Regions from separate parts of the Mus musculus genome. Here region 2 is linked to region 1. The links are chromatin loops, found by intact Hi-C in ENCODE. Cell type or tissue: gastrocnemius. All regions are shown on one strand.

Region 1 (8,000 bases):
GAAAAATGGGAGGTGCTGACTGTGTTCCTTGGTATTTACATGAAGAGTCATAAGACTACGAAACCTCCCATGCAGCTCATTGTATCTGTCCATCCCTAGATTTGGTCGAAAGTCTGGGAGAAGAAAGGCCATCCCTGTAGGTTGAATACGTGTCTTCTCAGGGTCCAAGTTAGAACATGTGTACCTTCTATGCACTGTCAAGAATTCCAAGGTTACAAGAAGAAAAAGAAACTCCTACAAAATCCTTCATCTGCCCATCTCTGCTCATCAGACAAAGCAAATTATTATCATTCCTCTTCCCAGGGCATAGGGTTCCTATATTAATTATATCAAATATTTACCTTCAAAAAAAAATCACCCTTTGGCCCACCCAGAACTTAAAACAAACAAAATGGGGGCTTTTGGTCTCAAATTTTTTTCCATCTGAATTAGCTACAGTGGGATTTTTTGGTTTTGTTTTTAAGTTGATTAGACCATATTTAAAAAAAACAAAACAAAACAAAAAAAAAACCACCCCACACAAATGGCACTTAAAAATCCAGCTACCATTAAAAAAAAAAAACAAAACAACAAAAAAAAAAAAAACACCAGCAACAAACTCCTTAGCAAAAGAACTAGCATTACATTTAATGGCAAAAACCAAAAACAAACAAACAAACAAACCATCAAAAACACTATCAGTAAAAGCATGAAAGTGCCCAGTATCAGACATAGCACTTAACTGTAATAAAGTCATGAACTAGTCAAGGTACCCGGTATCACCCACAGTTCTTGGCTGTCAGTAAAGTCATGGACTAGTCAAAGATGTCCAGAATCATGGATAGTACTTGGCTTTCTGTCAGGATATACCATGCATCAGGAAAGAGACGGAAACAAGTGACATAAAAATTTGAAGACAAGGGACAAAATTCTTATTACTTACAGTTGTCATCACAGAAGACTTAGAAGACCAAAGAGAATGGACTGTAAAAACCATGAGAAATAATGTTACTAGTTATGAGCTAAAACAATAAGAATACATGCTATGATAAAGAATCCTATTTTCAACAACAACAACAAAAGAAATAATTAGGATAAAAATGCATAGGAGAGAGGCCAGCAAGATGACTTATCCAGTAAAGGGGTGTTGGAGAACTGAGTTCAACAGCAGAACCTACATAAAAGTAGAAGGGAAAACAAATTTCCTGAAATTGTCCTCTGACCTTTACATTACACAAGTAATTCCACACACAAATCATACATACACAAAATCATAAATAAATAAAAAGAGTGTATAGAATTTTTCTAAAGGAAGTACATAGGGAACAAAGAAAAAGAAAAACAGAATTTTAAGATAAAGTAATCAGTAAGGCATTTCTGAGATTTTAGGAAATGGCTGTGCAGACTGGATGTTATACATAGCTGATATATGATACCCCACTATTACATTGTTTCAAATCACTTCTTTTCATTCAAGTAATTCTAAAGTACTTATAAATAAAATCTGCTCAAAAATAGTCTAGTTCCCACCCTGAGGGGAAAAAATGGCGAGAAGAGGAATGATTCTAGATGCTAAACAGTGACAGCTTAAAAGTGTGTGACAGATAGAGGGCCATCAGAAGATTTTATCCACTTGCATGTCGCTACAAGTATCCAAAAAGAAGAGTTAAAAGAAATAAGCAAGGTCCAAATGTCTTAGGAGCAGGCAACCTACACTGACAGAGGTCACGATCAGTACTAATTCTTCAGTGCGGACTTTGGCTTTACCTGCTAGTTATCAACACACCCTCCGGCCAGCAACTCCACTTCTAGGAATTTATTCCGTAGATACTCACTTACTCAACGGGCTTTTTAAATTTTATTTGTTTGCTTGTTTGTTTGTTTGCTATCTCTTGGCATGCCCTGGGAATGCAGAGGTGGAGAGAGCAACCTACTCTCATTGCATTTCCATTCTTGTTGGGGAGGAGACAGGTAAAACAACTCAACAAGTATTCATGCGTTACAAAGTCAGGTAAGTAAGACGGTAAACAGGGCTGCGCTGGGCTGGCCTGAGTGAAGCGCCAGAAAGCCTGGCCAAGGCAACAGGGGAAAACAACTATGGAGTAATGGTCCGGTCCGATCTGGCCTTCCTTCATTATGCTTTATTCCCCCAAAGCCTCTGTTCATTCAGAGGATGTGGGCACCATCTGAATGATTCTCTTTGTACTACAATATCAATCAGGTCCTTTTAATGCAAGGAAGGTGTCAGAGCAGTATTCCTGCTGGCCTCCCAAACATGGCTGTACATAGCAATTTGATTTTTTTTCAACGAAAGAATTTCTAAGTTATCTAAGCTATATGCAAAGCATATGAATAAAAGTGCAATCGAATTATCAAGGGATTTTAAAGAAGGTAAACTTTTCTTAAGACAAAGTAAAGAGTACATAAGTCTTTCAAAAGATTGATCACCTGCTAGTTCATTTTTAATTACATGCTATCCATTTATTTTGTGTGCATGTATGTGAGGTGGTCTGCATGGAGGTCAAAAGCCAACTTATGGGAGACAGTTCTCTCCTTTCACCATTAAGTCACAAGAAGGATAGATCTCAGGTCATTAGGCCTGATGGCAGGAGCCTTCCCCAGATCAGCAATCTCACCCACGCTCTGGTAGTAAATTTTACCTACAAACAGCCAGTTCTGGTCTTTCTGCAAGATGGAGAATCACTGACTTAAAGATCTCGGTAGTTGAAGTTCATGATCTTTTAAGCACAGAGCTTCAAGCTCTGATTTTCTTTCTTGGGTAAATGTTTAACATATACAACAAACGATCAATTGATGCAAAAAGAAATGACTGCTACAACTCCTGACTTAGGAACATTGCAAACTAATATTTCTGGTCATACACTATCAAGGCTTCAAAACTGCCAACAGAGATAATAGTCTACAAACTATCAAATTAAGAAACCAGATAGAGGGAAAGAAACCTATTCCTATATAAAACAGGCTACTCAATTTTGAGATCAGCTTTACATAACTGCCTCTTCTCCATCCTAAAAGAAGGATGCAAGTCTAACTCACCGACCAATCCCAGAAGATTCCAGGACCTTACAGAGTAATTTTCAATGACCAATTCCTGTGCAGATTTCAAGTGCTTTGTAACTAACTACCTGCATAGACAACCACCAGTTCTCTCCAACAGCTGAGAATGGATGCATCCATCCATCCTTTCCTTTGGATTCTGAAAACGGCTTAACCCTTGAAAGGGGGTCGGTGAATGCAGCTCTGACCTGCGATTAGCTAGCGAAGGGAAGGACCAGACAGGAGAGTTGCTACTGAGCTCCATATACGGTCAAGGCAAAGCAGGTGAACTGGCTAAGAGCACTTGCAGGGTCTTTGGTCTTGCCGTTCACCCTGCGTGGTCCTCTTCTTAAGGGCAGCCTTTCAAACTCCTCGGGAGACTCTTTCCAGAGCCAGTCAGGAATACTGGGCCCCTGATTACTATGGACTCAACCACTAAGTATCTCTGCAGGCTAACCTGATAAGGATGCCAGCCAGGGTGCTGGGTGGGTTAGTGAGCAGCTCGTGGAGGGGGTGGGAGGGTGAGATGGGGGTTGAAGGAGAGCTCCAGAGGCAGATGTTTGGAGGAAAGAATGGGGTTGGACGGTCCCTGCGGGCCAGACGAGGGGAGGTAGTCTTTAGAAGGGTCGAAGAGGACGCCGGGAGGATGGAACCGTGTGATGCTCCCGCAGCAGATCTCTGAAGGTGGGAGCCTGGGACTACCTGCCCTCCAGGTGAGGGGCCCGCGCGTGTCTGCACCGCATCTCACCTGCCCAGCGCCCGCTTCATGCCCGCGTCGGATGCGCTGTGCGGCTCTGCCGTCCCCTTGCCCGCCAGACGCAGGTTCTGCTTCAAGCTGCAGTCGGCGTCCAGCGCCGCGGCGGCCGAGCCGGAGGAGGACGAGCCTGAGGCGGCGCAGCGCTCATGCTCCAAGGTGACGGGCTCGGTCCGCTTCCTCATCCCGCGGCCCTGTCGGCAGCAGCTCTCGGCGCCCTGGTTTCGCCCGCCCGCCTGCGCCGACCTCGCTGCAGTCGCCGCCGCTCACAGCCGTCACCACCCGGAGCCGGGAGCCCACTGCGGGTCACATCCCAGCCCCAGGCCGCGGCGCCCGCTATGGACCAGCGCCGGAGGCCGGTCGGCCACCGCGGCCAATCAGCGCACGAGTCCAGGAAGCCCCGCCCCAGACACGCCCCCGGCAGCTCCGCTTCACAAGCAGCGCGCCCAGCATCCCCAGCGCCAGCCACAGCCATCTTGGAGAAGGGCGGAATAAGCTGAAACTGCGGGTCATTTTCAGGGCAGGGCTAGTCTGAAGGGTCTTAGTGCGTTTACGAAACGGATTAGGGCCAGTTTGGATTCTCCTGCTGGGTTGCTTTAGGTGCAACTCAGGTGCCCTCTGCCTACGAACTGAGGCAGGCCCTATCTAAGATCTAAGTGGTCCGAATGGGGAGGGTGCTAGGGAGTCCTTGAGGGCACTAGCTCCGTTTGCTGGGCAAAATAGGCTCTCTCTACTCCCTCTTTAGGGCATTTGGCGCCCCTAAAAAGCTAGAGCCCCAGATGTTCTCTAGATTTGATATACTCAACAAAAAAGCTTTACAGAGAGAGAGAGACTCCAGTAGCTAATGTATTGTTTAAACAAGTTTATATTTACTTTTTTTTTTTTTTTTTTGTCTTTTCGAGTCAGGGTTTCTCTGTGTAGCCCTGGCTGTCCTGGAACTTACTTTGTAGACCAGGCTGGCCTCGAACTGAGAAATCCGCCTGCCTCTGCCTCCCATATATTCACTTTTTCTTTCGCTGAATGTAAGAAAATGAACTGCCTGCGTATGCTTTGAAGTCTTCTATTAAAGTTTGGATCTTCATAAGAACGATTAGGACTGGTAAGAAGGCAAGGAAATCCGTTTCAAAGAGGAATTTGCACTCTGACATCCAAATTTAATAATTCAATCCACCTGAAAAAAAATGAAAGGACACGTTGTAGCTTTTAATAGTTTTTGTTTTGTTTGATATAGCATGCATTTTACTAATGAGTTACTTTTGTAATTTCAACATGCATGTAATCAGTTTGAAAAATATTGGCAACTGATAAAGATTTAATAGGAACTTAGAAATGTAATGGATTATGTTGTTGCCTTTGTAATGATAGTTACAACTTGCAATTCAAGAATTTCTTTACCATTTTTGCTATATTATAACCTATGTTCATACTGTATGAATATCTACAGTCTTTAAAACATCAACAAAATAGTACTATAGATTTGAATATTCAAAAAGGAAATTAAATGCTTAAAGATAGTTTTGACCTATCAGTCATAAAATCTTTATAGAAAAACAAAAGAACAAATAGCCCTGGTAGGACATGCCTGAAGTTATTACAGAAGCTGACATCAGGAGGGTTGCAGATTGGAGGCCAACCCAGGCAATTTAGCGGCTTCTGTCTCAAAATAACACAAATAAAAAGAGCTGAATATAGCTCAGTGATAGCATTTCCTCAGTATACCTGAGGATTGGGGTTCCATTATACAGAGGAGGGGGGGGGGAGGAGGAAGAAGAGGAGGAGGGGAAGAACTGGAGGGAGGAGACAGAGAGGGTGTAGAGCTAGATTTTGTCAATATGATCCTTATCTCTTGGTCTCCTAATGTTTAAATATGCTTCCACACTGGGTACGCTCCCATTGTATCTCTGGGTCATACCCTTTCTAGATCTAAGGCTCTTTATCAAATGTTCTACTTCTTGTTGACGTCTAATAGGCACTCAACCCTCCTAGCTCATCCCCTTTCCCTCCCAAGAAATGAATGGGAACTCCATCCTTGGCTTTCTTGGAGTCAAGACTCTGGTTTCATCCTTGATTTTTCCTTTTTTTTTTCTTTTTTTATGACACCACACCCGTCATCAAGTTTTACATCAGCCCTGTATCAAAAATCCAGCCTCTAACCAGTTCCTATCTCCTCCACCAATCCCCACCTTGGACCAAACAAACAGCCATCATTCCTCACTTGGATTTCCTTAAAGGTCTAAGAGGCCTCTTGCCTTCACTTTTGTTTTGCTTCCTTCTGTCTAACATCTGCCACAGAACTGAATCTGTCACTAAAAACCCTTTGGTTGGTTCCCACCTCTCTCAAAACTGGAAGCTTGTATCCAAAAGGCTCTACAATAGCCTACCTGACAGAGCTCCAGCCCCACTTCTCAGGATCAAACTTCTCCCAGGATCACTGCCTCTCTCATGGTCCTTCACAAAGCTACACAGCCCCTCCCCAAGACCTTTACACTTTGATTCTTGTTGAAAAACCCTGCCTTCCTAAAGCCTACTATCTACAGAGTTACACCCCTGCCCTATGAGAGTTATGTTTGCCGAACACTTACTCAGAACTCTCAGACCTTCTCATTTTTGCTGCGTTCACCTTTCTGGGTTTATCCTGGCTAGTGCGTAGCACCAAAATACTTGACATTGATACATCTTTATCTGTATTGATGTTTTCCACACTGCAAGATAGACTCCAAGAAAGGACCTTGTTTACTGCATTATCTTCAGTATCCGGACCAATGCTTGGCTCATAGTACACACTTCATAAATATTTGCTGAAGGAAAGATAGAATCATCAAGGCTGCGCATGGGTATTCTACTGTTCCCATTTTAAAAGTAAAGAAGTCTAAAGGTCAATAAAAGACTCACCTCCTAGCTGAAATTGAAACTAGACATGGATGAAACTACTGGTTTGTGAATCATAATCCTATAGCAGTATTTTGAGAGTTTAATAGACACTATAGTACCTAAGTATCCCTAATTGACATAAAAAGAAAATCCCTATTTATTTAGCTATCTACCTACTTACCTATCTGTTGCTTTCTGAGACAGGGTCTCATACTCTAGCCCAGGTTGGCCTGGAACTCTCTGGAATACTCTTGCTTCAGCACCTGGAGTGATAGCATTACAGACATGAGGCACAACAAACACCTCAACAAGTGGTTTCTTTTTAAAGTGGGGGCATTGTCCTGTTTGCAGCCTTAACAGATCACGCCACACTCCAAGCAGCCTCCCTTCCTCCAGGAACAGCTACAGGAATATGACAGACCAGTGCTTTGACTCTGAAGTCACAAAATCTTGCCTTCCCCAGCTGACCCAGAAATAGAGGCAAACTGACTTTAAGCAGCTAGCATGTAGCATGAGGTACTTTCCATGCCTACTACCTTGTGGCTTTGGACCACCTCCTCCCTCTGCAACTTTTTTTCTAGGATCTCTGCTTAGTTTGGTGGAACCGAAGTACCCCTCTTCAGAGCCCTACCATACTGTATGTGAATTGATAAGTAGCAAAGCTCTCACTTGAAGAACAGTTTGTCTCAGGACCTCTCTCTGAAACACCTCTCTCAACATTGTCCAGTTACTCTAACAGTCTTGTTAGCTACATTTGCAAAAGAACAAGACAAAAATCTATTATTGTTTTATAGACGTTAACACTTTTTTCAAAAATCAGCTAAATAGTAAGGCAATGTGGCACACACCTTTCATTCCAGCACCCAGGAGACAGAGGCAGGTGGATTTCTATGACTCTGAGGTCAGCCTGGTCAACACAGTAAGACCCAATTTCAAAGGGGGTGGGTGTGGGTGTGAATGAAACAAGTAGGTTTTATGGTATGGTTTTATCTTGGGTTGTGAAGGTTAGAGAATTTTTGTCTACTTGACACAAACGTAATTATATCTGGGAAGAGGGAATCTTGAGGAACTGCCTTCATCAGAATCGCTTGGCCACTCTGTAGGAGTATTCTTAATTAATAATTGACTTGGGACAGCCCAGACCACTAAGGGGAGTGTCACCCCAAGGCCTGGGAAGCCATGGGAAGCCAGTAAGCAGCCTTCTTCCAGGATCTCTGAGTTCCTGCCCTGAATACCCTTTATGGCATGGAACTACAACTGCAAGCTGAAATTAGCCCTTTCCTTTTTAGTTTATCTTTGGTCATGGTGTCTTATCACAGAAACAGAAGGCAAATCAAGA
Region 2 (8,000 bases), 120 kb before region 1:
CCCTGCCATCAGGGGCTGAAATTTGATCTTGCTGACTTGAGAATCCCAAGGAAAAAGTGTGGAATGAATTCCAAATCAGAGCAAGAGTAGGGGAAAACATTCCAGTGTGTTGTCTCCCAAGAAGTCTGCCACTGAGTAGAGGTTGAGGTAAATTAACTTTGGAATCATCAAACCAGGAACAACTTAATTTGCCTTTTCTAGAACTGGCACTGGAATGCAGGGTATCCATTGTGCAAACCACACTATTACTGAGCTACACCTCCAGTCCTACACCTGGACTTTTATGACATCCCCTGTGGCAACCTTTATCTCCATAAGCAGGACCGTCTGCATCCCCATCAGCTAACCTAAAGAGGCAAATGAAGGCAAGTCACTGACCTCACTATGTGGGGAAAGCGTCTCCACAACAAGGGAAGGCAGTTCTTCTGGGGCCAAGGGAGTTTACAGGAGGCAGCACTGTATATCGATGACCAGAGGGTCTCATCCCAGAGCTCCCTGGGAAAGAGTGCCAAGCGGCAGCTTTGAAAGCTGCTCCCCACATATGGTGAAGGGTTATGTGTCTCTGTCAGAGAGGCTGATCTCTAGCTATAGGGTATTCCTTCAAAAACTATATATATTCATGTATGAATGTATGTCTGTATAATTTTATGATAGCTTGGTGTCTGGTTATGTAGGAGTCAATTGGATTAAAGTTTTACTTAGGTAGGTTGAGTCCTGCCTTGTTAAAAAAAAAAAAAAAAAAAAAAAACCACCCACCCTTTATCTGGAAAACAAACATTTGCCAAAACTGCCTGAAGGGAAGGTTGTCACAGAGGACTAAGGTCATGCTGAACCTCCTCTTACAGTTTGCTAAGAGAAAAGTTCTTTTACAGTCCAAGACTACTGTTATTTGCAATTCCTGTATGCCTTTTTATTGCTACCTGCCTGATACATATTATTGAAATTATAATGTATTCTTATATAAAACCATTTGTTTCTGCAATTTATGTTGCTGTAAACACTCCTAACTAAACTCCCTTAATGATTAAGGGATTCAGAGACCACTCTGAGATGGTCCCCTAGGCAGGCAGTGTTGCCTCCTGACCTATAAACGGTAAGAAATTTGGGCTGGCCTAAACCCTTTCAGAACCTCAGCTTGCTTCCCTGCTCACCAATGAAATGTTTCTCCTTCTTCTCCTTGTGCATGGCTGACTTCTTTCTGGATGGAATTTTTCTTTAACAACCAGAAAGGTTGTGATTGATAGTAGCCTCTGCCCATCCTTGGAGAGAATGCTGTATACTTAATTTGCAGCAGATTTTTTGTGTTTGTCACTGCAGCCTAGACTGGCGATTTGTATTTTGAGGAGTTCCATGCAGTTTGTTCTCCAGAGCTGAAGTGGTGTCATGGAGGCACAAACATTGATATGACTTATGAATTTTTAGTTTTTGCACAAACAACGTTTTTTTCTTGCGTGTGTTTTCAGAACCACCTGTCAGCTTGGCGACGAGTCCCAGCAGGTATTGGGGGCTGTCTGTCAAGCGTGTGCACACTTCTCTGAACGTTTAACAGAGCTCAGCTACACCTGAGCACCCAATGCAGTCCTAAAAAGGGCATCTGGTGATTCTGTGCAGAGCCAGTCCCTGCAGCCCCGGAAACTCCAGGAAGTCCCTGAATGGCAAGAGTTTGCCTTCCAGTGTGGCAGGCGCAGCCACTGGTTCGGTTTCTACTTTTGCCTCATAAAAGTGGTAAATCTTAGGTATGGGGAAGCTGCAGTCCGGTTTTTCCAGCCCCAGACACACCAGTAAAGGAATAAACCATTTCCCCTCGAGCGTCCACGTTCTCTTCCCGGCTGAAACAGCCTGATTGACGGGCTCTTTCTCCGAGGCTCCGCCTCCAGATCAGCCCACGCCCATCCACAGGGCCCGGCCCTCTCGCAAAGCGCAGGCGCAATCCGTATGAGCCGGCCTCCGCTGCAGTCCTTGGCGCCAGAGACACCGCAGCATCCCAGCGCTAGAGTCTTCTCTGCTCGCTCCAGGGCCGTACCCTGTCCTCTGCCTCTTCTGGCGCCATGGCGAAGCCGTTGACGGACAGTGAGAGGCAGAAGCAGATCAGCGTGCGTGGCATCGCGGGGCTGGGCGACGTGGCCGAGGTGCGGAAGAGCTTCAACAGACACCTGCATTTCACGCTGGTCAAGGACCGCAATGTGGCCACGCCCCGCGACTACTTCTTCGCTCTGGCACACACAGTTCGCGACCACCTAGTGGGCCGCTGGATCCGCACGCAGCAGCATTACTATGAGCGGGACCCCAAGGTGAGCAGCCCGCCCTCCCTGGGAGGGAGACCGAGCCCAGGGCAGGGCGGGTCCCGCCCCCCCCCCCCTCCCAAGTATCGCCCACGGGCCTGGTCCCTGTTGCACCACGGTCACCTGCGACCAATGAAGAGACAGTAGAGTTATGCATCCTCCTTCGAAGGACCGGTGCATACCCTCTCTTTCGGGTTTCGTTTTAATTGAGACCCATCCCCCTGCTCCCCGGCCCGCAGTCCCCAGTCCCTAAGTATGGCTTTGAGTGGCCCCTTGTCTTCCACCGCAGTCAGTCCCCCACCGGTACGTTGTCTGGAATCTGGCTGTATGGAGCCAGGCCTCTGCCCACGGCGGAGTTGCGCATCCCAGAGAAGTGCTCTAGGGGTCTGCTCTTGCCGGCGGATTTTCCGGCTGTTTTCCAGCTGTGGACTTCCGAGATGGCTTCAGAGTTCATGCTTCCTCTACTCCCCCACTCCCCTCCCCCTTTTGTTTTTCTGCAGCCCCGAGCGAAGAAGATGGGGGACTGGAACTAGATCCGGTAGTTTTATGAGTCGGAAAGGGGTGAGATCAGTAATCTGCAGGGAATTGCCCCGCCCCGTGCTCCCCACCCTACCCCCTACTCCGAGACTGATGAGAAGAAAATCACTTGTAATGCCTGCCTGAAACAGGAGAGGGTCCGAAACTCAAAGATGGAATCCTCGTGGGGAAGGCTGCCTTTGAGGTTTCCACCTTGACAAAACTTGTTAGCAAGTTGCTTTAGAAGTTGTAGCATTTTTTCTGTTTTGCAAACCTTTATTCTTAGTAGGAAAACAAAATACACTGAACGGAGCCTTTGACAGTTCTCACCACCCCAACCCCCAAAACTTCTCAGCTCTGTCTGCTGGACTGCTAACTCTGTGCAATTAAGCTGGCTTCAAACCCACGGAAACCCACCAGCCTCTGCCTCCAGAGTGCTGGGATTATTAAGGCGTGTGCCAGCTCCACCAGGTCCCCCAGTCCTCCTTATTCTGTTCCGTTTATGTTTCCAGGTAATTGCTGTTCCTAAATACACAGGTATGCATATTTGTATGCTGCACAATTTTGTGGCTTTTATTTCATCCGAAACCATTTGTGGCTTCACTCATAAACAGGGCTCTGGGTCAGTAATACATACTGGTGCTTTTAAGCTTATGCAGGTATCATATTTTTACACATCCCCTGTTGCAAGAATTTCTCTCTCTCTCTCTCTCTCTCTCTCTCTCTCTCTCTCTCTCTCTCTCTCTGCATTTGGTATGGAGAATTCTGCCTATCTTGTATTAAGACAGAGTGAAAACTAGCAAGGAAAAAACTCTTGCCTATCTGGGGCCAGTTAGTGATGATCTGATTTGCCATAGAAATCTGGGCACCCAGCTGGGCGGTGGTGGCGCACGCCTTTAATCCCCACACTTGGGAGGCAGAGACAGGCAGATTTCTGAGTTCAAGACCAGCCTGGTCTACAGAGTGAGTTCCAGGACAGCCAGGGCTATACAGAGGAACCCTGTCTTGAAAAACAAACAAACAAACAAAAAAAGCCAAAAAAACCAAACCAAACAAACATACAAAAAAGAAATCTGGGCACCCAACAGCTGTCTTAGTGACAGAGCTTTTTAGAGTAATTTTTTTATAGGGCATTAAAGTATATTTGATAATTGCTAAGAGTAAAAATTAATTGCTTTCCAAACTCATTCTGGGGCTTTTTCCCTTCCTGAAATAAAGATGCTGAGGACAGGCTGTTAGAATGCTAGTTGGGCTTCTTCATAGTTAGTATGCAAGGCAGCTTCTAAAGAAGTGGCCCCAAATGGCTAAAACAGGTTATTGCAACAAGGGCTTGGGATCACTGCCAGGGAAACTGGCCAGGAGCAGCGGCTCCCCCAGAATGCCTTGTTAGTAGAAGAGCTGTGTTGCTCAGATTCACTGGTGTTGTTCAAATAGTGGATGACAAGGGATCCAGCTTTGCCTGCAGTTCAAGGTCATTTCTCAGGAGTTGGAGGACACTGTAGGACTCCTGTTGTGGTGAGTCCAGAGATTAAGGAAATGACTCTCTGGGCAGCAATCTACCCAACAGGTACGATGGTGTGTTCCTGTAGACTCAGCTGCCCCAGAGTTTGAGGTACCCTTGGCACAATCCCCTGTCTCATTTAGGAGACAGGAGAGATAGCCCAGCATAGCCCAGCTTTGGGTGTTTGATACCCTGGTTTTCAGTGTTTGTCTGAGTAACTGATGCTGACAGTCAGCCAGTTCACCTCTCTGCACCATGTGAAGAATGTACTTCCAACAAACCACGTCAGAGCCATCCCAGGCTCTGGCAGTGAGTGCCTGGGGGATGTGACCCTGCTTGGCTCAGGCTGGAAGCAGGATGGCCTGTTTGATACAGCAGTGCTTTTATTAGTTCTCCTTTTACAGATATGCAACTTCACACGCATGCTGAGGGGAAGGTTAGAAAACAGTGATGAGCTATCAGGGCCATGTTAACTGTAGTTTCACAGATTACATTGGAAGCGTGGCTCAGTTTGTTTTCTGCATCCTTTCTCTGCACTGGCAAAAACATTTGGGGCTTTTTTCTAACTTATTTCTTATTATATGTAAAACGTGTGTGTGTGTGTGTGTGTGTGTGTGTGTGTGTGTACACGTATGTATGAGGCAGGTGCATATCCTACCAAAATCTGTGTTCAGGCCAGAGGAGAACTTTGAGAATTCAGTTCTTTGCATGTGCAGAAGGCATGTGGTCCTGGGCATGCTAATGGCTTGGGTTGATGGCTGTAGCTTCAGCTGCTGAGTCACCTTGGCAGCTCTTAGTTTTTTGTTTTTTTGTTTTGTTTGTTTTTTTTTTTTTCGAGACAGGGTTTCTCTGTATAGCCCTGGCTGTCCTGAAACTCACTTTGTAGACCAGGCTGGCCTCGAACTCAGAAATCCACCTGCCTCTGCCTCCCGAGTGCTGGGATTAAAGGCTTGCGCCACCACGCCTGGCAAGCTCTTGGTTTTTAAAGCCTTCCATGTGTTCAGTCTTAGGAGTGCACAGCCCCTCAGACTTTCTCAGACCCTCCCGTGGCTGTTGATTTGTCTTTTACTCCATGGCGTTGTGCTTTTGTTCTTTCTTTTTTTAAAAATTTATTTATTATTTTACATTAGTACACTGTAGCTGTCTTCAGATGCACTAGAAGAGGGTGTCAGATATCATTATGGGTGGTTGTGAGCCACCATGTGGTTGCTGGGATTTGAACTCAGGACCTTTGGAAGAGCAGTCAGTGCTCTTATCCACTGAGCCATCTCGCCAGCCCCGCTTTTGTTCTTTCTTAATTGTGTTGTTTGTTATGTGTACTGGTGTTTTGCCTCCACTTACTTCTGTACAGCAGTTTCAAGCCTGGTATCCACGGAGGCCACGAAAGGGTGATGGACTCTCCTGGGGCCTGAGCTACAGACAGTTGTGACCTGCCACGTGGGTGCTTGGGATTGAACCCAGGTCCTCTGGAAGAGCAACCGCTGCTTTAACTACTGATTCATGGCTCCAGCCCTAGCATCGTGGTTGTTAGAAACAGTAATTACACTCATAGTATAGATTCTCATAATTTCTTACGAGATCTACAAGTTCGTCCTGAAACAGCAGAGTCTTGGAGAGCACTCAGTTTAGGAACCAGAAGTCCTGTGCAGCAAAGGACCTAAGTCTAACCCCCCCAACCCCCCCTTTTTTGTTTTGTTTTGTTTGTTTGGTTTTTTGTTTGTTTTGTTTTGTTTTTTTGAGAGGTCTAACCCCTTTTACAAGGGGTTTTTGCTTTACTTAGTGGTACTGGAGATCAGACCTAAGGCCTGAAGCATTCTGAGTATACCTATCACTGAGCAGTGTGAACACTTTTAGCCCTAAACTCCTTTCCATCCTGATTTTTCCCATTTTCCAACTTTGTGATATGCTACTGTGTGTTTAGATTGACACCCACTCACCCCACCCCCTTTTAGTTGGGATCTCTTCATGTAGCCCCGGATGGTCTTGAGTGCTACCCACACCAGCTAGCTGGGTATAGTTTTTAGCCTTCCTTAGCCTCATGTTTTTTCATCTTTAAAACAAAGAGAGTTGAGCTATGGAGTCTATTTTTGAAGCTTCTGTCATTCTAACATGGTCAGGTTTTATGTTTGCTTGTAAAATGTCCCCATTTAATGTTGACATTCCCTTTATGCAGAAATGCTGGGAGCCAGAAGAGTCCAAGGCCATCTTTGGTTACATAGCAATTTTGAGATCAGCATGAACCATACAAGAGACCCTGTCTCAAAATCCAATATCTCACTAGGTGTGGTGGCACATGTTTTTGAGGCATAGGCAGGCTTGTTTCTGAGTTCAAGGCCTGGTCTTCATAGTGAGTTCTAGGCTATCCAGGGCTATACAGTAAAACCCTGTCTTGGAGGAAGAGGGAGACAGGGAAGAGAAAAAAGTGGAGGAGAAAGAAGAAGAAGAGGAAGAGGACGAGGAGGATAAAACAAAAAATAAGAAGGAGGAGGAGGAGAGAGAGGAGGAGGAGGAAGAGAAGGAGGAGGTGGAGGAGGAGGAGGAGAAGAAGAAGAAGAGGAAGAGGAAGAGGAAGAGGAAGAAGAAGAAGAAGAAGAAGAAGAAGACGACGACAACCAAAAATCAAACTCTATCCAGAGAGATTTGAGCAAGATGTAACATGAGAGTCACAAGCTAAAATAAGCATAGCCAAGACATGGGTAGAAAAAGACTTAGGATCTATAGCAAGCAAGGAGAGTATGGAAGTTATTTCCAAAGCCGTGTCTTCTCAGAACAGAGCAGGCATTGAAAAGTTAGTCACAAGGCCTGTGATATACTGGGACTGGCTTCCTCCTCAGCATGCTCACTTAAGCAGTGGACTTGTGAGTATACTCATTTCAAGGTCAGGGATCACACATTTCAAATATTAAAGTGTGAGACCTTGTCTCAAAAAAGAAAAAGATTAAAGGGCAGGCGGATTTCTGAGTTCGAGGCCAGCCTGGTCTACAGAGTGAGTTCTAGGACAGCCAGGGCTACACAGAGAAACCCTGTCTCGAAAAACTAAAAAAAAAGAAAAAAAGAAAGAAAAGAAAAACTAGTTGAATAACCTGTGGACCTTGTGGTTTGGGAGGCTTCATGGTATCGGTAGGTTGAGGAAAAACAGCTCTTCTAAGAAGATAAACACAGTGAATTTGCATGGTCTTGCAGCGAGTCTGGACCAGCTGCTGAGAAGGTAATCCAGCAACCTGGGTAGTCTCTGAGCACTGTATCTGGGGCTTTGTTAGACTTCATAAGCAGTGGGAGCTAATGCTAAAATCTTCTTGACATTACTAGTCGTCTGATATGTTTCTACTTGTGTGTATGAAGGTGATCTTTCTCTCTAGCAGGCTTCCCCAACAGCAGATAACGCAGGTCTTTGGCCCCAGACTGGTGGTAGGCTCAGTGTTGACCAGAAGAAGACGCCTGTCAGTGAGTGCGCACCTTTGGCCTCTGCTCTTACAGGCTCTGAAGGTTAATTTTATGTGTAAACTTGGCTGGGACACAGTGCCCAGACATTAACATTGTTTTGATTTACAGGAAGATGGTTTTGGGGGTCAGATGGACACTTCAATCCATAGATTTGATTCTACATTTTATTTGCTTTAAGGCACACCTCCCTGTGTAGCTCAGTTGGCTTTGAACTTGTGATCTTCCCACCTCTGCCTCCTGACTGGGATTATCGGCAT

Evidence for each region. Hi-C counts contacts between places; a loop is a spot of excess contacts. Peaks named below come from ENCODE experiments on the same cell type or tissue, not always from the same donor. Only the 100,000 strongest peaks of a DNase experiment are listed, where the experiment ranks them.
Region 2: it touches region 1 in a loop (2.0-fold over the local background); 5 of 42 quality-filtered maps call a loop at or near these places.

What each region holds. Positions count from the first base shown.
Region 1 is chr2:150,900,573-150,908,572 of GRCm38, forward strand. It overlaps Abhd12 (abhydrolase domain containing 12), which reads right to left and starts at 4,159. Exons shown (of 13, transcript NM_024465.3): 1 at 3,785-4,159. The coding sequence starts at 3,975. In gastrocnemius, a CTCF peak has its summit at 4,475; a DNase peak (open chromatin) is centred at 4,182; H3K4me3 peaks cover 2,191 bases; H3K27ac peaks cover 1,858 bases.
Region 2 is chr2:150,784,820-150,792,819 of GRCm38, forward strand. It overlaps Pygb (brain glycogen phosphorylase), which reads left to right and starts at 1,977. Exons shown (of 20, transcript NM_153781.1): 1 at 1,977-2,291. The coding sequence starts at 2,049. It overlaps Gm30141 (a long non-coding RNA gene), which reads right to left and starts at 1,933. Exons shown (of 3, transcript XR_375102.4): 1 at 1,152-1,933. In gastrocnemius, a CTCF peak has its summit at 4,094; DNase peaks (open chromatin) are centred at 1,927, 2,581, 4,143 and 4,540; H3K4me3 peaks cover 2,641 bases; H3K27ac peaks cover 2,533 bases.